2 separate regions of the Mus musculus genome follow, and region 1 is linked to region 2. A link is a contact called in ENCODE Hi-C or POLR2A ChIA-PET data. All regions are on one chromosome and are shown on one strand. Each heading gives the region's core, a stretch centred on a gene start or an enhancer-like site at or near the end of the contact. The rest is flanking DNA. Distances are from core to core; before and after follow the strand shown.

Region 1 (6,653 bases), core at 1,226-3,725, 37 kb after region 2:
TCTGAATTCATCACCTACCCCTGCTAGCATACTGGATTATAAAGGAGTTATCACCAATAACAGATCAGGGACCGCTTTACTACCTGGGACCAGGCACTGGGGCCATAGTTACCATGGCAACTTCATTAGGCAGGAGTCATGGGCTATAATGATTATTTCACAGAAATTATTGCTCCTAATCTACAGTGGAAGCTGTTTAAAAAAAAAATCACTGAGGACACATGAGTATTAGTTGTTACCGAATTCCAAAAGGATGCAGCCTTGGCGATTAGGAACATTGGCTGCTCTTCTAAAGAAACCAGTTTTTAATTCCCAGCAACCACAGAACCCCTGACAACAGTCCCTAATTGCAATTGCAGTTCGAGGAGACCTGATGCTCTCTTCTGGTCTCTGCTCACACACCCATTCGGGGAAAACACTCATACACGTAAATTAAAAGGGAGTTGGGGGCGCTGGATATGGCAGCTCTGGCCTGGTAGGGGCGACAGAGGCAGGCATATCTCTGTGAGCTCCAGGCCAGCCTGGTATACATAATGAGTTCCAAGGCAGTCAAAGCTACATACTGAGATCCTGCCTGAAACCCCGCCCCCACAAAAAAGAAAGAAAGAGGGAGAGAGAGACAGAGAGACAGAGAGAGAGAGAGTGAGTGAGTTGGGCCCTGGCCTTCAGACCAAAAGCCTCAACCTCTGCACTTCTATTACAGTCGCGTTCGTTTTTTTCGTTCTACACCACTTTTGACCACTATTACTATCCTTAAAGGAAAATAAGTTCCCCTCCGACTGTCAGACAGTTAAACCACTTGGTTAAGAGTGACAGTCCGGCCGGGCGTGGTGGCGCACGCCTTTAATCCCAGCACTTGGGCGGCAGAGGCAGGCGGATTTCTGAGTTCGAGGCCAGCCTGGTCTACAAAGTGAGTTCCAGGGCTACACAGAGAAACCCTGTCTCGGAAAAAAAAAAAAAAAAGAGTGACAGTCCGGGGCTGGAGAGATGGCTCCGCCGCCACACCTGATGACCAAGAGTTCAATCCCCGGAACACACATGGTTAAAAGACAACCGTGTCCACGCAGGCATACAAGCACAAGTTTAAAATAAGAAGAAAAAAAAGAGAGAGTAAAAGCTTAAAAAGATAAACACTCTCAGGTGCGGTGGCACCTTGTGCAGGAGCCCCCTCAACGAGCCTCAGTTTCCCGGGGAAACCGGATTAAACACTATTCAATGGAATACTTTAGGGACGCCCTGGGCGCGCACTGAGCCGGGGACGCGGGGACTCACGGTGGCTCACGGCGTCCCGGCGACCTCAGCGGTCTCCATAACCACGGAGGACCGAGGGGGCGGGCCGGGCCTGGGGACCCGAAGGGAGGAAGGGAGCCCGCCGCCGCCACCCAGGCCGGCCAACCTGCTCCTCCAGCCGCTCGATCTCCAGCTGGTTCTTCTCCTCCTCCTCGTCGTACTCCCACTCGTCCTCCCCGGCGGAGCTCTCGGCGGAGGAAGCCATGGCGTCCTCCTCATCCCCATCGCTCCCGCTCGCGCCTTCCCGCTGCAGGTCCCATCCGGGGCCCTTGGCCTCCGCCGCCTCCGCGGCCACAGCGCCGGACAGCACCTTCCGCTGCACACCGGCCGGCTTCGCCTCATCCTCTTCTCCCTCGGCCTCAGGCCCGGCCTGGGGCTCAACCTCCGGCTCGGACGCCGAAGATGCGGCCGTCGTCGCCATCTTGCGCAGCCCGCGACTCTCGGGTCTTCCCTCGCCCGCCGAAGCCCGGCGAGCATCGGGCTGTCCGCGGCGTCTGCCTGATCAAAACTCCGCTCGGCCACCAGCGGGAGCGTCGCGGACGGCCTCAGGGAGCAGGAAGCTGTGGAGAATCCACCGCTGATGCTATCCTTTAGCGCCTCCAGACGCCACCGTCAGAAGAAAAGGCTCACGAGCATAACCTGCGTCCGGCTACAACCGTGGACAGCTGTCGGGTCTTTGGGCCGGAAGTGGCAGCCACAGCTGAAGTGGTGCGTGCGTGATGTCCGTAGTTAAGGTCGAGGCGCCATCTTAGGAAGGTCAAAGTCGTCGCTTTGGACTAAAGACCTTCTGTAAGGCTCGGCCGGCTCCGGTGCGTGGTTGTTTCCCGGCAACCGACCCTCAAGTGCGGACAAGATTGCAGTTCCTCCGCGATCGGATGCACCATCTCATGGGAAAAGTCTCATCTCTCGAATAAAGCTCCCTCCCCTTTGTAACACCTAGTACCTCGTAGTTGTGTTAAACGAGTCGCTTTTGTGGATTTTTATAGTCAATGATAATACATTACAATAAGTATTGATTCGGAATGATGTGCATGGCGGTAAAACAAACGTAGGTGTCGAGGGATGGGGTTCGTTTCTCTTATACCCCTCGTTCTCGAGGTCGGAAAAGCGTTGCTGTTTCCCTCTGCACTGCCTTTCCCCTTCATCAACAAGGTTAACGAGCCAGAAATCGCGTCCGTTTTGCTCCCAGGATTTTTTTTTTTTTTTTTTTTTTAGTGACACCTAGAGTACACTTAATATGCATTTGCTCCATGGGTGAAACGGCTACCTCGGAATTAGTAAAAAAAAAAAAAAAAAAAAAAAAGGAAGAAAGAGAGAGAGAAAGAAAGAAAAGGAACTCCACAGCCTGAACAAAAGTCTACCAGGGACGTATGCATGATCGAATCATAAACACGCCTGAAACCGAGCATCCCCACGCCCATCGCAGCACCAGACAACCTTGCACGCCGCTTCGGACCTTCCCGCTCTGCGCCTGGCCACGCCCCTTCCGAGGGCGCGGTCAGAGGGGGCGTAGCCGGGCCGAGACGCCAGCGCAAGCGCCGAGCTGCGGTGACGTCGAACGGGCGCGCCATCCCTCCGGCGTCGCCGAGGTCGACGCAGCTCAAGCCGGCAGGATGGCGGCGGCCACGGGAGCTGGCCGTCTGAGGCGGGCGGCGTCGGCGCTGCTGCTGCGGAGCCCGCGCCTGCCCGCCCGGGAGCTGTCGGCTCCGGCCAGGCTCTACCACAAGAAGGTATGGGCGGGCGAGGGGGTGCGCGAACCATCGAGGGGACCTGCCGCCGTTGCGCAGATCACCAGCACCGAGGAGCCCCGCGGCCGCCTCTGCCCCGCCGCGGCCGTCACTCCGAGTGTCCCAAGGCTGACAGCCCAGAAGGGAGGGTCCGGGTATGTCGTGCCGGGGGTCAAGGGGCAGCACGCACACACACACACACACACACACACACACACACGCATGCTTGAGCACACTCGACAGCACCAGCGTCCTCCCCAGCTAAGCCATTGCCCTGGCCAGATGGCCTTGATCAAGTCACTGGTCCCCTCCCATCCTTTCTCTCAGACCTGACAGGAGTCTTCTGAAGTCCCCGTACGTGGAGCGCTCGGTCCAACCAAGGGAAACCACTGATGGCGATTTATTTACTCTTTTAGGAGCCGATGGCCTCGAGCTCAGCCAAGCACCTAGCCCAACATTAAAACTTCGGTTCTCAGTTGTGTGTTTATTGGTAGGGAGCAGAAAGTATAGAAGAAGAGTAGTTTGCGGGCCCCCACGCTTTTAGGGACGTTAAAATCCTCTTGACAGGAGACTCACTCCGAAAAACAAGGCTACCGCAGATGTACAAGACACTCCCTCCCCCCCCCCCCAAAGTCCTTGATTAGATGATGCGTTATGGGGGCTCAGGGCTTAGACTCAATCTGCAGATGAGGGTGCCTCCTGGTAACTAGCGGGAGAAAGCTCGGTTATTAAATCTTAGTGTGTCCCTGACTTTAACAGCTGCTTGTTCTGTTCTGGCTTGGGTGCTCTTGCCCAAGGCCTTCTACCCCAAAGGGAAGGTTGTTTTGTTGACATTATAGCTGCAGGACCTTGACGGGCTGGCAGCCTTAAGGCACCAGGGGGCGCTCCTGCCACAGGGTAGCGCTGTGTTTATGTTTACAGCCACCAATGACTCGTTCGTTCCCCAACCTCCAGCTCATCTCTGACCTTGAAACTTCTGGGGAACTCTTCCATTTGGGGCTGTTTTTATTCTCGGGATTTTTTGTAAGTGCATACTTCTCTTTGTGTATTGTGTTTGGTAAAAAAGAGAAGTTGTGCTTTGAGCCCAGATCTGGTACAGTGTGTGAGTCAGGGGATTACTTCTGGTTGACAGCCCCCTGAAAGGAAGATGTGTCTGAGTTTTCACCGGTTTCTTGGACAGTATCTTCGATACAAAGGTCGTTGGGGAGGAGATAGAAAGAGTTTGGGTCACACATGGGTCTCCCACCTCTGTCCCATACAGATTGCTGATCTGAGAGAGAGAGTAAAGACCGTAGCGATTTCTGTTGATCTGCCATTTCAGGTTGTGGATCATTATGAAAACCCTCGGAACGTGGGATCCCTTGACAAGACATCTAAAAATGTTGGAACCGGATTGGTGGGGGCTCCGGCATGTGGTGACGTCATGAAACTGCAGGTACTGACTGGGTGAAAGGATTACTACCTGCACCCCAACAAGACCTCACAAAGCATTTTTGTCCTGTCTGTGTATTCCTGTGAGGAGGGATCAGTGGCTGACATGGATGATGAGGGTAGAGACTCGGGTCTCGTTCTGAAACAGATGACCTTATCTTCCACCTCACTGATCAGTGTAGATCCTGCTCTCACCGAGCAATCGAAAGACTCTGTGACTGTTCTGACCAAGTGAAGGCCACCAGGAGCTAGCGCTTTCAGTGAGAAAAGGAATATTGTGTTAACCAAACCTCTCCAGGAAAAGGAAGCGGGGCAGAGGGAGGTGGCAGGCTGTGCTTCAGTCAGCCATAGCTTTAGCTCAGCCTCCTTCATGGCAAGCAGGAAAGAGCCGCTAATTATAGTTGGTGCCCCAGAGAAAGGTACTGATGGAGCCATGGTTGCAGGTAATCTCTCTCTGTCTCTTTCTGTCTCTCTGTCTCTGTCTCTCTGTCTCTCTCTCTCTCTCTCTCTCTCTCTCTCTCTGCGCCTGAGGTGCTAACAGGGGCAGCAGCTGTAAACAGATCTCTGCAAAACAGGAGTTCACATACAGCGGGCTAGGGCTGAAAACAACCAAGTGGGGTGAGGGGCACCATTTCCCTACCTTTGTGCCAGCTGGACCTGTGTGGACCCCAAGTTTCACTCTCTGTCACCAAGCTCTGTGAAACAAATCACGGTGACCAATGTCACAGCATCTGGAGTGGACACTAGCCAGGGCTCATGTGGAACACACACTGTGGACCTCCAGAAGGTCCCAGCTCTCAAGGACAGGTCCAGCTGTGGCCGCTTAGCTTCTGTTTCCTTTCTAGATCCAGGTGGATGAAAAGGGGAAGATTGTGGACGCCAGATTCAAAACATTTGGCTGCGGCTCCGCCATTGCCTCCAGCTCCTTAGCCACAGAGTGGGTAAAGGGGAAAACGGTAAGACCACTCACAAGTGTCATAAAGCTATTTAATCCCGGAGCAGTAAAGCCCAACAGAGGCAGAAGGAGCTCTGTGAGTTCTAGGCCAGCACGGGATACGTAAGGAGACCTGTCTCAACAAAAAACATGGAATTAAATCAGAACTCCCTGTGACCCTGGCTCTGGGAGAGTCTACTCATGAGTCGCAGCAAAGCAAGAAGCAGGAAGATAAAGATGGTGACTTCAAAGCCTGCCTGGGACACCCAGCAGGAACTCAAAAAAAAAAAAAAAAAAAGAAAAGAAAAGAAAAGAAAAGAAAAAAGCCAGTTTTTTAAGCCCTGGTTACATTCCTCACGCTGGGAGTTCAAGGCCATCTTGTTGCTTAAGGCAACGTGTCAGTCGCTGCTGTCACTGGTTGTCAGTTCCGTAGATGAGGATCAGCACCAGGCCGCCCAGCCACAGAACTGAAAGGCAGTCTTGGGCTCTCCCTGATGTCCCTGAGGTCACCAAGGTCCCCTGAGAGCTGCTGTGCGGCATTCACAGTTTTGTCCCATCTCCTGCTTCAAGTAGGAGTCCAGACGGGCATGCACAGGAAGGCAGAGACAGCCGCGTCCGAGGGAGGCTTAGAAATCAAAATCTTTAAGAGCTGAAACTGCTGAGATCCAGCAGCTATGAAACCACCCACGCTAACATGGCATGGTGGCACAGGGCACACAAGCCTGTAATCCCAGCTCAGACAAGGAAGGGACAGGAGGCTTGGGGTGTGATGGTCTCCCTCAGCTACTTAGCAATTGAAAGACCACCCCAGACTGCATGAGACCCTGTCTTAGAACAGTGTGGACCTTCACGGGGCCCAGTCCTGGATGCTCACAACGCCAGCCAGCTCTAACAGAGCCACCTGCTCCACAGGATCCAGGCGTTCTGGCCGTTGAGCTCCTGGGGGCCAGGGAGACCCACACCTGCTTGCTCTGGGGGAAAATGGCTCGAAGGAAGTTGGTTAAGAACTAGCCTTGGAGAAAGGGGAAGTGAGACTGGGCACATGCTCCTGGTATTTCAGGGCTCTGAACTACGGTCAGACAGTAGGAAGACCCTTTCTCTGACCTTGAGGCCTCTTGTCTGAGGGAGACCGGCTTTCCTTAATGCATAAGCATGCCTCTGCCTCTTCATCCATCAGAGGTCTCAGACCCCCAGGCATCCTCAGGCAGATGCTGCCCAGCAGCCTAGGCGATGCCTGCCTTCAGTGGGCAGTGAGCATTCTTGTTCCTGCT
Region 2 (6,589 bases), core at 1,568-4,067:
CCTGAGATCCCCTTGTCTTCTGTGACAGCAACTCCACCTTCACACACTGGTTGCCTCCTCTGTGAAAGGCTTTTACAATGAAATGACCACTTAGGGTGTCTGAATGACATCTTAGAGATTGCTCAGAGAACATTGAAGACCCTTGATCAAGGGTTAAACATAAGATCCTCTGTGCGGGCCTGTGCTGTGCCGTCCTGACACAGGCTAGAGCAGTGGTTCTCAACCTCCCTAATGCAATCACTACAAGTAATGACTATTCCTGGTTGTCAACTTGATTATATCTGGAATGAACTACAATCCAGAATTGGAGGGCTCACCTGTTATCCGAATCTTGAGACTGGGAGACACAAGTTTCTAGATCTTGGGGTGGCAATCTTGAGGCATAGTGGCCATGAAAAGCTTAGGCTCTGGGGCTGGAGAGATGGCTCAGCGGTTAAGAGCACTGACCGATCTTCCAGAGGTCCTGACTTCAATTCCAGCGACCACATGATGGCTCACAACCATCTGTAATGAGATCTGATGCCTTCTTCTGGGTGTGTCTGAAGACAGCAACAGTGTACTCATATACATAAGATAAATAAATGAATCTTAAAAAAGAGGGCCAGGCATGGTGGCGCACGCCTTTAATCCCAGCACTCGGGAGGCAGAGGCAAGCAGATTTCTGAATTCGAGGCCAACCTGGTCTACAAAGTGAGTTCCAGGACAGCCAGGGCTGTACAGAGAAACCCTGTCTCCAAAAGCCAAAAAAAGAAAAAAGAAAAGGAAAGAAAGAAAGGAAGGAAGGAAGGAAGGAAGGAAGGAAGAAAGAAAGAAAGAAAGAAAGAAAGAAAGAAAGAAAGAAAGAAAGAAAGAAAGAAAAAAAAAAAAAAAAAAAAAAAAGCTTGGGCCCAGGCAAGGCCTTTAATCCCAGGAGACTGAGGCAAGGAGATCTCTGAGTTCAAAGTCAGCCTGGGCCAAAGCAAGTCCCAGATCCAGGCGTGGCGGTACACACCTTTAATCTGGGCCACACCTTTGCTGGAGACCTACATAAGGACATTGGAAGAAGGAAGATTCGCTCTTCTTCCCCTGCGTGCACTTACTTGCTGGCACATCTGTTGGAACCTACTTCTACAGAAGACCAGCTGAAAACACCCAGCCTCGTGCAACTGAGCAACTACCGGATCCTTGGACTTCCCACTCACAGCTGACTATTGTTGGAGAGTTGGGCTACAGACTGTAAGTCATCATAACAAATTCCCTTACTATATAGAGACTACCGAAAAGTTCTGTGACTCTAGAGAACCCTGACTAACATACTACATTATAAAATTATATTTAAACATAGTTTCCTCATGCTGTGGTGACCCCCAACTATAAAATTATTTCATTACTACTTCATAGCCATACGCTTGCTACTGTGATGAATCGTAATGTAATGTAAATAGCTAATATGAGAGCCCTGTGGGGTCATGGCCCACAGGTTGAGAATCACCGCACTAGCGTTATCTGGAGGGAAAGGAACTTCAATTGAGAACAATGTTTCCATAAGATCCAACTGTAGGGCATTTTCTTAATTAATGATTGATGGGGGAAGGCCCCGCCCATTGTGGGTGGAGCCATCCCTGGGCTGGTCAGGGGGTTCTATAAGAAAGCAGGCTGAAACCGGATTTGGTGGTATATGCCTCTAATCCCAGCACTCAGAAGGCAGAGGCAGAGGCGGGAGGTTGGGGCTAGCCTGGCCTATACAGTGAGTCCCAGACCAATTTAAGCTACCTGCAGGTGACAGATCAGTAAAGTAGATTGACACCACCAAGTCAGTCTGCTAGTGGCAGAGCTGGGATGCGAACCCAGGGCTGTGTGGCTCCATGAAAAGAGTCCCAAATCCAGAACCTGAGGGCTAAGGCAGGTAGGAGCCAAACTTGGTGACCTGCGTTCAATCCACAAACCCATATGGTAGAAGGAGAAAGCCCAGGTTTGCAAACTGATCTCTGTGCACGTGCGCGCACACGAACTTTTTTTTTTTTTTTTAATTAAGAGATGTGAGCTGTTGTCCCATTCTGCCGTTGAGAAAACTGATCCAAGATCACAAGAGACTGAGGGCAAAAATCTGAATCTGTGGGCCGTCTGACTCCAGAGTGTGCCCAGTAACCTCTCAAAGCAGGCCCTGGGAGCTTCCGGTTCAATATTTGTGGGTTGAGATGGGAGCCCTGCCCTCTGCACCAAAGAAAACTTAATTTGGTAAACAAAAAGCCATAGCCAGCCGCTCCAGAGAATGCAAACTAAAAAAGGTCAGGAGGGCATGTTGGCTCAAAATGACCCGGGTTGAATACTAAGCCAGCTCGGGCTACACAGTAAGTCCCGACCAACCTGGGCTACACCGTGAATTAATTCCTAGCCAGGCCTGGTCTACACGGTGCGAAGCCATCTCAAAAACAAAAGTAGATTAGAGAGGACAAGAAAGGGGGTAAAGAAAAGGGACAAACGGTGAAACCGGGACTAAGAAGTGGGAAACGTTTGGTGATGTGGCTACTGCCATTGCACACCAGAGAAACTGAAGCACACAGAGCCTAGGTGGAGGCCCAGGAAGGTAGCAGATGCTGGGACGGGAAAACAGGACGCAAATGCTCGCCCTAGCCGGTGGCCTCGACCCCGCCCCATGCACACAAGCGACAGCCAATGGAAGCGGCACACGGCGCGCCTTTCCCGGGGGGATGCTCTAGCTAGCTCTAGAACCCGGAAGCGCGGCGGATGGACAAGTCGAGACAGCCAATCCGCCGCGGCAAGGGCGGCCGTCCGTCCAATGGCGAGGCGACGGGAGCGGGGCGAGGTGGTGGGGGCGGGGCCTGCGACCGCGGCTGCGGGGAACGGCCGCGCGGGTTTGGATGCTGGAGGCGGGCACGAGCCCTGGGCCGGTTCGTAGCGGGAGCTCGCGGCAGCCTCATTCCACCCCCCACCCCACCCCCCGCTTCGGGAGTAAGCCGAAGTCTGCTGGGCTCGAGCCGCTGCACAGGCCGCGCGAAGTGATGACGTGGCGGGTCAGGCCCCGGAGCTCCGGCGCCGCCTGTCAGAACGGCGTCATCCCTCATCTGTAAACCGGGAGCTACAGGTAGCTTGCTCGCTCTTCGCAAGGGGGCTGACAGCGTGCAAGGCTGGCCGGCAGCGCAGTGTCCGGCACACCATAGTTGCCCAATAAATGCTTATTGTTGGCAAGATGGCATTTGCATACCTGATCCCTCGCTCCCCCCCCCCATCCCCCGCCAGCCCCCAAGCTTGTGTTCGCCCTCGCTGAGGTAGGGCATCATCACCCACTGTTGTTGGCCAGGCCTTGGGTTTCCCTGTCTATGATGGACAAGCCAGGGAAGGAAGGGCAGAAGGGACACAACATTGGTCACCGAGGCTGTCGGTATTCATATGGTAACATCAGGACACCAGACATTTGTCCTTATCGAAGATTGTGGTGTGTGTCCAGGGGCGTATGCAGGAGTTACAGCCCAAACACTAGGTGTCCTGTGGCAATAGTCGCTTGTGGTGGACTAGTGGACTAAGAGGGGGGCTGAAAAGTCCCCGACTTCACTTTTCTGAGTTCTGATTGCATCTCCTCTGGGGAGGGCGGTGTGGAAACATCACCTCCTGGGGTTGTAGGCTGAGATTATGAAAGTTAATATATATAAATGCATTAGAGTCCTATCACTCTACCCCGGAGGAGCTATGGGTTAGGATGAATCTTCCCAGGCTGGCCCTGCACCATGAGACCCCTCCCCCATTTCCGTGGTCCCTAATGAATTAGAAAGTGTGACGATTCTGTGTCTGGTCTCTCCATCTGGGAACGGGTCCACTCCCACTGCCTCATTCTTTTACAATGCTTGGTTCCTTGCAGGGTCCAGCTTTTCCTCTGTGTCGAGTGCTCTGGGCCCAGCCCTCAGTCCAGATGATACTCATGCCAATGGCGTCGGTGGTGGCAGTGGCCGAACCCAAATGGGTCTCCGTCTGGGGCCGTTTCCTGTGGATGGCGCTGCTGAGCATGGCTCTGGGGTCGCTGCTGGCTCTGCTGCTGCCGCTGGGAGTTGTGGAAGAGCATTGCCTGGCTGTGCTCAGAGGTTTCCACCTGCTCAGGAGCAAACTGGACAGGGCACAGCCTGTGGTCCCCAAGTGCACCAGCCTATGCACAGAGCTCAGTGTCTCCTCCAGGGATGCAGGGCTGCTGACAGTCAAGACTACGGCGTCTCCAGGTGAGTGTGCTGGCCAACTTGGTTGGCCTTGTCAGTTTGTGTGTGTGTAAGCATGAGGGCGTCCCAGTGAATGAGACAGTCCGGAACTCCAGTCTGATGAGTGACTGAGAACGGGTGTCCCAGCATTTGGAGGGAGACACACAAAGGGTGGGCCCTGAGCTGCACCTCAGATCTACATGGGGGTGGTTCAAGGAAGAGCACCTGAGAACAGTGCTCCCTCTGGCCAGAAACCACTGGGGATGGGACTGGAGAGCGGTCCAGGAACTCAGGGAAGCTGAGTGTGGGTGGGTGCTCACCCTCGAAGCACAGAGCTCAGTGCAAAGCATGCCCCGTGTGCACAGTGAGTGTTACAGCAGCCTACCTGGATGCCAGCGGCACACTGTCCCCAGGGGTGACAACCACACATCACCACAATGGAATCACATCATTAGAAGCAGGGGCATAGCTCTGATAGCACCTGTCTGGTATGCATGCACAAGGGCCCAGGGTTCCAGTCCCCAGCACTGCCAGAAAACAGAAATTGTCCAGGCATGGGAAGGGCCAGGGATAGCTGAGGGCGAGGTGTTGGCACCCCCAGGCCTGAAGGAGAGGGTCTCAAGAGATAAGAGCCACCTGTCCACAGGGAAGGTGGGCCACCCAGTGCAGCCATACTGTAGGGCAAGCACAGGGATAGCAAATGCCCAGACTGTCTACGCCCGGGCAGAAGATAGTTGGCAGGGGACCTCCCAATGTAGAGTGGCCTAGGACACAGGACAGCAACCAGCATTCCAGCTGTGGAGAGCAGCAGTAGTCGGGGCCTGAGTCACAGAAGCCACATGGCTATGGTAGTGTCCCTGGGAGGCCTGTACAGGGACAGCCCACCCTGCTCATCAGGCCTCTCTGGCTCTCTTCCAGCAGGGAAGCTGGAAGCCAAGGCCGCCCTAAACCAAGCCCTGGAGATGAAGCGTCAAGGCAAGAGAGGGAAAGCCCACAAGCTCTTCCTGCACGCCCTCAAGATGGACCCCGGCTTTGTAGACGCACTGAATGAGTTCGGCATCTTCTCCGAAGAAGACAAGGACATCATCCAGGCTGACTACTTATACACCAGGGCCCTGACCATCTCGCCCTTCCACGAGAAAGCCCTGGTCAACCGGGATCGGACACTGCCCCTCGTGGAGGAAATCGACCAGAGGTACTTCAGCGTCATCGACAGCAAAGTGAAGAAGGTCATGTCCATCCCAAAGGGGAGCTCAGCGCTGCGCAGGGTCATGGAGGAGACCTACTACCACCACATCTACCACACGGTGGCCATCGAGGGCAACACCCTCACCCTCTCGGAGATCAGGCACATCCTGGAGACCCGCTACGCCGTGCCAGGGAAGAGCCTGGAAGAGCAGAACGAGGTGATCGGCATGCACGCGGCCATGAAGTACATCAACACCACCCTGGTCTCCCGCATCGGGTCTGTCACCATGGACGACATGCTGGAGATCCACAGGAGGGTACTGGGGTATGTGGATCCAGTGGAGGCGGGCAGGTTCCGGAGGACCCAGGTCCTGGTGGGCCACCACATCCCACCCCACCCCCGGGATGTGGAGAAGCAGATGCAGGAGTTCACACAGTGGCTCAATTCAGAGGACGCCATGAACCTGCACCCAGTCGAGTTCGCGGCCCTGGCCCATTACAAACTGGTGTACATCCACCCTTTCATCGACGGCAACGGGAGGACCTCCCGTCTGCTGATGAACCTGATTTTGATGCAGGCGGGATACCCGCCCATCACCATCCGCAAGGAGCAGAGGTCCGAGTACTACCATGTACTGGAAGTCGCCAACGAGGGTGACGTGCGGCCTTTCATCCGCTTCATAGCCAAGTGTACGGAGGTCACACTGGACACGTTGCTCCTTGCCACCACCGAGTACTCGGTGGCACTGCCAGAAGCCCAGCCCAACCATTCTGGGTTCAAGGAGACGCTCCCTGTGAGGCCCTAACCGCCAGCCCTCCCTTGGCATCCAGAGAAGGCCTTTCTAGAAACAGTTCTCCCCTGGTAGCAAAAGGAAACCCTTAAACATTCTTTACCTCCAGATGTTTTTCAGTTGAGAAAGAAAACTAAATTATTAAGCCTGTCTTCAGGATAATTTATAGTTCAGCCAAGTTATTTATTTAATTTTTTTTTCTTACTTTTTTGGTGAGCTAGCAGCGACCGAGTGGTGCTGCGACCACAACACCTGTGGTGATCCCGGAACCCAGTAGGGCAGCAGTGCTTTTCTAATGTCCTGAGCCTGGGTGTCTAGACAGACTTTGCACGAAGGGCAGAGGCAGAGAGATCTGTGAGACGGAACTCAGGGCCACGGTGATCACTCGGGTGCCTTGGAGGTCCTGAGACCTCAGAAGGCTGCAAC

Evidence for each region. A loop is a pair of places that touch in the nucleus more often than their neighbours do. ChIA-PET counts read pairs that join two places held with the same protein, here RNA polymerase II (POLR2A).
Region 1: a map of heart shows a loop between it and region 2 (7-fold over the local background). The contact joins the promoter of Sart3 here to the promoter of Ficd in region 2. A Hi-C loop is called at or near these places in 14 of 37 maps with a recorded cell type or tissue (T-helper 1 cell, T-helper 2 cell, adrenal gland and 4 more). POLR2A ChIA-PET finds 5 or more read pairs at or near these places in 3 of 5 experiments (Patski and embryonic stem cell).

The regions. Positions count from the first base shown.
Region 1 is chr5:113,769,925-113,776,577 of GRCm38, forward strand. Sart3 (squamous cell carcinoma antigen recognized by T cells 3) reads right to left here and starts at 2,476. Exons shown (of 19, transcript NM_016926.2): 1 at 1,397-2,476. The coding sequence starts at 1,711. It overlaps Iscu (iron-sulfur cluster assembly enzyme), which reads left to right and starts at 2,877. Exons shown (of 5, transcript NM_025526.5): 1 at 2,877-3,020; 2 at 4,339-4,452; 3 at 5,294-5,404. The coding sequence starts at 2,904.
Region 2 is chr5:113,732,965-113,739,553 of GRCm38, forward strand. It overlaps Ficd (FIC domain containing), which reads left to right and starts at 2,818. Exons shown (of 3, transcript NM_001010825.3): 1 at 2,818-3,085; 2 at 3,857-4,208; 3 at 5,103-6,589. The coding sequence starts at 3,908. The coding sequence ends at 6,178.